Linked DNA regions of Homo sapiens: all the other regions are linked to region 2. A link is an interaction called in ENCODE POLR2A ChIA-PET data of the cell type or tissue named here. Cell type or tissue: HepG2. All regions are shown on one strand.

Evidence for each region. ChIA-PET counts read pairs that join two places held together with the same protein. Peaks named below come from ENCODE experiments on the same cell type or tissue, not always from the same donor. Only the 100,000 strongest peaks of a DNase experiment are listed, where the experiment ranks them.
Region 1: POLR2A ChIA-PET joins it to region 2 with 6 read pairs; 1 of 35 experiments calls an interaction of 5 or more read pairs at or near these places.
Region 3: POLR2A ChIA-PET joins it to region 2 with 8 read pairs; 1 of 35 experiments calls an interaction of 5 or more read pairs at or near these places.

The regions. Positions count from the first base shown.
Region 1 is chrY:2,934,868-2,937,367 of GRCh38, reverse strand. ZFY (zinc finger protein Y-linked) reads right to left here and starts at 1,987. Exons shown (of 8, transcript NM_003411.4): 1 at 1,599-1,987. In HepG2, no CTCF peak of the experiment used is centred here; DNase peaks (open chromatin) are centred at 1,367 and 2,197; H3K4me3 peaks cover 2,500 bases.
Region 2 is chrY:2,780,305-2,782,804 of GRCh38, reverse strand. No RefSeq gene overlaps it. Among named protein-coding and RNA genes, the nearest start is that of SRY, 6.1 kb to the left of the region's middle. In HepG2, no CTCF peak of the experiment used is centred here; a DNase peak (open chromatin) is centred at 1,041.
Region 3 is chrY:3,003,643-3,006,142 of GRCh38, reverse strand. The region is part of intron 1 of LINC00278 (long intergenic non-protein coding RNA 278); the gene reads right to left. Among named protein-coding and RNA genes, the nearest start is that of LINC00278, 1.9 kb to the right of the region's middle. In HepG2, no CTCF peak of the experiment used is centred here; no DNase peak of the experiment used is centred here; H3K4me3 peaks cover 699 bases.

The DNA of each region.
Region 1 (2,500 bases), 150 kb before region 2:
TTTTGTATTTTTAGTAGAGACGGGGTTTCGCTATGTCGGTCTCCAGCTGGTCTCGAGCTGGATTCGAACTCCTGACCTCGGGTGATCCGCGCACTTCGGCCTCCCAAAGTGGTGGGATTACAGGCGTGAGTCACCGCACCTGGCCAAAAAACAGCTACCTTCTTGATCATCCATCCAGTAACGAAAACACTTATCAATTTATACTAGCTCTCAATCCTTCTCAACCTTTAAACTTTTGTAACAGCTGCAGCCAGAGCTCAGCATAAACTGAGGTGTGCCACCAATGTATTTCAAAATCTACTTTTTACAGCCTAAATTTGAATCCCTTTCCTATCTATATTATCCACTCCAGCAAAACCGTAAATATTTGCATCTTCTACAGACATTTCATTCTTGTAATGACCTCTCCTACTCCCATTCCTCACCCTAGCTAAACCCCATCTACTTCAGGATTCCCAATTTTGCAAACTGAAACCTCGCCTTCCTGTGAAATGCCCGCAGCAAACTTTTTGCAGTCACGTTCTGCATTAAGAGCCTTTTAAATCTTTCTTAGCACCTAGCACTGTCCAACGCTCACATTACTGTGCTCCAATTTTCCAGCAAAGTTGTACAAAATGCTAACAAAAGTATTTTGAAGATGAAACTGTATAAGAAATTTCAAATAAAATCTCAATGTCATCATGGGTATATGAACCTACAAGTAATGCATGAATTGTCTTTCAAAAAGAAAAATACCTCTTCTGCCTATTTTCCATCTCTTACTCAAAAAAAGTACACGGACTAAAAAAAAGCTCGCTCGTTTAAATACAGCTCATCAAAAAAGTGTTTCCACATAAATGGGAAAAGTCGCCTTGGGGAAATTTTATTCCTCTGCCCTCGTGCTGTATAATTTGTACTGTACTGTCTATTGGACGAGTGCCTAATAACTTTTTCATAATAAATTCCAGTTCTATTTTGCAGATCCTCGAAGAGGCAATGATGGTTGAAAAATAAGCGCATCGAAGGTCCCCGAACAGCCACATAATGACTTTAATTAGGGGAAAATAAAATTTTCTGGAATTTATGTGCTCTCGTGAGCCTAGATGCCCGAATTGCCACCTGCTGAAACGGGTGGCTGTAGACTCTCGGAAGGGCACAGAGCCGGGAGCGCTGAGGGGCGAAATGACCCCGGCGCCCGAACGGACGCCTGCGGCATGTCACCTAAAGCGTAGCCGACACTGCACCCAGCCAAGGATGGGCTGTGAGGGGAAGGCCGAAAGGTGGCGCTGCCGCAGGCGTCTGGAACGTACGCGCGCATATGGCGACAAAGGCAAGGGCCGCCAAGGGAACGAGCACGCCCTGTTGCGCAGACACGCCGTCGCGCCGGAGGCTGCGCTGCCGCCGCCGCCGCCGTCCTTTTCCCCATCCCCGCCTCAAGGATCATAACCGAATTTTTTTTCCAGATACCGCCTTCAAGATGGCGGCTCCGCCTCCCGACAACACTCTCAATACTCCCCAGCAGCAGGCGCCTAGCAGCCGCCATCTTGCCCCCCCGTCCCTCCTCCCCTTCGCGGACATTTACATAGCGAAAATAGGCCCAGCAGGCCTCCGGCCTTCACCTCACGCCTGCAGCCTTCGCCTTCTCGCCCCCGTGCCGTGCCCTGCGTCCGCAGTGGTGTCGACCCCAGGTCCATCAACTGCCTTCCGGACAAACGGGCGAACTTTTCCCACCCTGCCCGCTTATGGAGCGCACCTCCGCAGCCGCTCAGGGCAACTGGATAATCACTAGGCCTAACTGCGGCCTCCTCGGGGCCTGTTCGGCGCCGAGCGCCACGCCGGCCGGCCTAGCGCGGGAGGGCGCCCTACGGGACGCCGACCAGGCCACAAACAGGTTACTGCGCGCGCACTAGGCCCCGCGGCCGCGGGGGCACGCGGGACTCACCCGACGGATGTGCGGGCGGTCGGCGACAGCGGCGGGTGCTGCAGGACGGCCTTTCTCTGGAGCACTGGGCCGGGCTCCGGCTGGTAGGGCGGGCGGAGGGAGGGAGGAGGGGCCGAGTTCGGAGCTGACAAAAAGCGGCCCAGCTCCCCGGCACGGGCCCGCCGTCAGCACGTCACGTCACCGCCCGGGAGAGAGACCCAGGAAAATGCGGGATGGTAGTTGGGCCCCCTCCGCCCGGTGGGCCTCTCGGCGCCCCGGGTCGGCGCCGGTCACGCCCCGAGTCCGGGGAGTCCAGTGACCTCACTGCGGTGGGGTCTCCGGCAGCTGGAGTTTCCGTCACAACGTTCCTTTTCTCCGCGCGCCCGCCGTCACCACTACTTGCGCACCACCGCCTTAGTTGGTTGCGTGCAGGCAAGCGGCCCCGCACCGGGCCAGGCCACCCCCTGCCATCTCCGGTGGACCTGGGATTCCTAATCTCCCACACCCTGCGCCAGGCTCTCCCGAGACCTATCGCCTCTCGGCGCCAGTCCTAGCCAAGGCGACAGATCTCATTGTTGCAGGCCCTTAGACCCCCGCCCT
Region 2 (2,500 bases):
TCTAAGTGGACATCTGTTTTTAATGTACCTGGGCCAACATCTAGGAGTGAAATTTTCAGCTCAGTTAATTTTGTGTGTACCTTTCCAAGAATTTTCCAGGGTTTTTGTGCTATTTCACACTGCCACAGCAATGTCTGAGCTTTCCGTTGCTATACATGCTCACCAAAATTTGGAACTGTTAGTGTCTTAAATTTTAACCACAGAATGAAGGTATGTAGTTAAAATAATTAAAGTGGTTATAAAAATATACTTGATTTTCTGCTAGAACAAGTTACCCCTCATTACTCTTCTTCCTCAGAATTTCTAAGTTATAATCAGTTTTCTTAAATTTGAATATTGCTGATGTTCCTTAAAATCTCTATGCTCTTTAGAAATGACCAGAAAGTTCTGCTTTTTAGACAGAGATCACATAAAGTTGGTAGATTACAGTAAGGAAATTAACAGAACTACAAATACGTTTAGCAAAAACAACAACAAAAAAAGTTCTGGATTGCTGTTTGTTAGTTTAATAATGTTCTTCATATCTGTCCAGAAAATTTTTGTAAGTCTAAAATCTATGTAATTTGAGTTTTCCTTGTTGTCAGGTAAGAAAGTAATCCTTCCTCCTACTTTTCATTAGAGTACTACCTTTAGAAAACTAGTATTTTCCCCTCTGTTTTTTGAGGTATATGTAAATCTTTTTAAGAACTAACTAAGCCAGATGGAAGGATGGCACCCCAACAGGTCTTTCTTAATGGCCTTGAGCCTTCTCTTTGAAGTGTAAGGAGTGTTCCCAAGTCCCCTTGTCTTTCCTGAGCAAATTGAGGGTCAGGCTGCTATTTTTTTGTGGCCCAATAATGAGATGCAGATGAACTGAGAAGGAAGAGAGTTTTTATTTCTACAAGTGGTTACAGGGAGAAGGCATGTAGATAATATTACCAGACCCACTCAAAATGATAAAGTTTTATAGAGCTTATATACCTTCTGAGCTATACGTCTATGTGTAAGTGCCCATTTATGTAACGACATAAATGATTAACTTTTTTTTTTTTTTTTTTTTTTTTGAGGCGGAGTCTCGCTCTGTCGCCCAGGCTGGAGTGCAGTGGCGCAATCTCAGCTCACTGCAAGCGCCGCCTCCCGGGTTCACGCCACTCTCCTGCCTCAGCCTCCGGCGTAGCTGGCACTATAGGCGCCCGCCACTACGCCCGGCTGATTTTTTTGTATTTTTAGTAGAGACGGGGTTTCGCGGTGTTAGCCAAGATGGTCTCGATCTCCTGACCTCGTGATCCGCCCATCTTGGCCTCCCAAAGTGCTGGGATTACAGGCGTGAGCCACCGCGCCCGGCCTTAACTTCTTTTAATCTATAACTAAGGTCTGAGTCCTGAGGATCTTCCTCAGGAGCCTCAGTAAATTGACTTAATCTAATGGGTCCAGGTGCCGGGGTGATTACCCTCATGTTGTCTCCTGCTAAATCCAGGAGGTTTGCAGAGTTCCTTCAAAGCCCCAATAAACTTGTTTGTGGAGGCCTGGGGAGTTTCTGCAGACCCCCAGTAAAACTTGTTTAATCCTAAATGGGTCCTGTTAAGAATTCATTCATTATTTTGTCATGCTTTAAGGCCCGGGAAAGTCCTGGGAAAAACTCTCGGTGGGCTTTTGTTACATTCCAGCCTTTGTATAACAGCACTGGCTTTTAATATTTAACCACTCAGTCAATACTGAAACAGGTGTTGTGGGGGCCTGTGTTAGTGAGACCTGGCCTGCGACACTTCCACTCTCAGTTTCCAAGTGCTCTCACTCATACACTGTGAAGGGAACATAAATCTCGGGACCCCCAAGTCACTAAGCTAAAGGGAAAAGTCCAGCTGGGAACTGCTTAGGGCCAACCTGCCTCCCATTCTATTCAAAGTCCCCCCTCTGCTCCCTGAGGCAGATTCGTATCTGATCGCCTCCTTTGGAAAGGCTAATCAGAAACTCAAAAGAAGGCAACTGTTTTGTCTCTCACCTGTTTGTGACCTGAAAACCCTCTCCCTGCTTCCAGTCTTCCTGCCTTTGCTTCAAGTGCTCCACCTTTCCAGACGGAACCAATATACTTCTTCTTTTTTTTTTTTGAGACAGAGTCTTGGTCTGTCGCCCAAGCTGGAGTGCAGTGGCATGATCTCCGCTCCCTGCAACCTCCGCCTCCTGGGTTCAAGTGATTCTCCTGCCTCAGTCTCACAGCCTCAGGCACACACCACCATGCCCAGCTAACTTTTGTATTTTTAGTAGAAACAGGGTTTCACCATGTTGGCCAGGCTGGTCTCAAACTCCTGACCTTGTGATCCACCCACCTCGGCCTCCCAAAGTGCCGGGATGACAGGTGTGAGCCACCTCGCCTGGCCTAATTGACTTTTTTTTTTTTTTAGAAAAAAAAAAAAAAGCCCAATTGTTTAAATCGGTTTAAATTTAAATAGTGGCTTAAATTGGCTTTCAATGAATATGTGTGACCCTGAGCATTTCTAACACACATCAGCTGGTCAATTGC
Region 3 (2,500 bases), 220 kb before region 2:
CCTTACAAAATCCTTGCAAACTTGCAGAAGTAGTTACAAAAATAGTTATACAAGCAGAACAAAGAATGATGGCATGGGGAGAGAATTTCAGGGAGAGATTGAAAAGAACTTGTTTTTCTTCTCCCTGATCTTGTTAGTCCTATGGCTGTTCTTTCCCATACCCAGCCATGGACTTCTTGCATGGCTTTCCCTAAGGCCTGCATTTGCCTTCTTAAGGACAATTCTCCTAGCTCACAGAGATCACCCTTAATTTGACCTATGATTGGGAGTGGCCGGCCGAACAAGATCTCATAGGGCGAATACCCAGTTTGGTGCAAGTGCACCTGATTCAGAGGAGGACCATGGGCAGGATCTGATCCCATCTTAGATGTGTTTCTTGGCAATATTTCTTTAATAGCTGCTGGAGTGTCCAGTTCATGTGCTCCACTTTTCCTTAGCTTTGCAGCCAGTAAGCTATGTGTAGCTTCCACTTCCTGAATCCTCAGGGGCTTGGTTTGCAACAGGTAGGTCCTGCACCAGTCTATATTCATTAGTCCCCAGTTTCTGCACTGGCAAAAGGAGAGTGTTCTACAGTGACTGTCATCGGGCCAAGATCCTGTGTTCTAATTGCCACTTCAAATGCCCTTGAATGCCATGTATTGCTTCTCAGGGAAGTGGGTAATAACGAAACCGAACCAGTGTTTCTCCTGATTTTAGTTCTACTATCTTTTGTATCTGGTTCACAGCGAGGGTAGGGGCATTATCTTCAGCCCACACTCTACGAATTTTACTAGGCACCCATACAGCTCATCTAGCCCCAGCTTTGACAACCCTTCTGCATACAGCCTCCATTCTTCCACCTGTGGGACATCAAGAGTTAACACCATATATTCAGGATGGTGGCAGGCTTAAAGTTATGGCCCCTTAGGCCCCTACTTCCACCTCTCCCTCATCACCCTCTGGACATTCATTCTTCCAGTGTCCTTTCTTCTTGCACCCCACACACTGGTCCCTATCTAGTGCTGCCTGATCCTCGGGTCTTTGCCTGATTTGACCTCTTCCTTGTCCGCACCTACATCCACTTCGTCTTGGGACATTCGCCCCCCTTTCCATAAGTGCTGCCACCAGCAAATTGGCCTTTTCCCTGAGTCTCCTCCTCACAGTTAGTGTACACCTTGGTGGCCACTTCTAAAACCTGAGTGACATTCATGCCAGTGAAACACTCTAGCTTTTGCAGCTTTCGCCTGATGTCTCCCTGGGTTTGCCCTACAAACACTGCGTTTACCATGCACTGGTTCTCAGTAGCCTCAGGGTCAAATGGACTGCAAAGCTGGAAGGCCTCATAGAGTCTCTCATAAAACTGGCTACAGCTTTCATCTGCTCTCTGAAGCACCTCTGAAATGTTTCCCATATTGAATGCCTTTTTCTCTCCTTTTCTCAAAACTTGCAGGAGTGCCTCTTGGTACCTCTGCAGTTGCTGTAGTTGGGCTTCCTTGTTTGGGTCCCAGTGCGGGTCTGCTTCTGGGAACTGGCCCTGTGCATATGCCAGGACATTAAGGGTGCCTTCCAGTGCATTGTTTTCTAGCCACTGGTGGGCTACCTAGGTCACCCTTCAGCATTCCTTGGTGTTGAACAGCATCAGGAAAAGCTGTTTGCAGTCTGGCCAAGTTGGATTGTGTGTCTCAAAAATAGACTGCATCAGATTTTGTGAGAGCTTGGGGCTTCTCCATGTAGGAGGGAGTATGGTGTTTCCAGTTTAGGAGATCAATAGTTGAAAAAGGGTGATAAATGAAAGTTGGTTGCCCACCCTTGGACCTGGCCCTGTTCATCATAATACATGGGTCCCCAAGTTTCTCAGAGAGGCATCTGCAAAGCTCTTGCAGCCAGATTAAAGGCGGCCTGCTTGATCATTTTGACCTTCCTCCTTGACCTCCTGGGGCAAGGGCTCAGATTTCACACTTTGGGGTTAGCCTGAGGTGTATCATCATCTGAGTCTGGCTGCTATTGGGCCAGGCTTGGTAAAGGTGGATAGATTGGTGCATAGGGGAGAGGGGTTTCTATTTCCGCTGGTGGTTCCTGCAAAACTGGTTTTTCTTGTGGTTTTTCCTTTCTGTTTGTAGCTGACAGTAAAGCTGAATTCTCTTTCACTTTTGGCTCAGCTCGAGCTACCAGTGTTCTGCAATAAGCTGCCAGGCAGGGCTCTAGCCATACAGGTCGAGTTTGAATTATATTCAGCCGTGAGTCAATATAAGGAAATTGGCCTGGAAGTCCAGGCTGTCCTCCGACCTCAGTCACCACCTTAAATACACAGCCAATTATTTCCCCATCTATAGTTCCTTCGGCCGGCCATCCAATACTGAAAGAGGACCACTCTATTTCACAGACAGTTCTCAACCTCTGGGGGTCAACTTGATCCCATAATCCCCCACATAATCTTTCTTAAAGTTGTTTAACATGCATTCTAATGGGGTGGGTTTCAACAACTTCCCTCCCATTTCCTCCCATTTACAGCACAATTCAC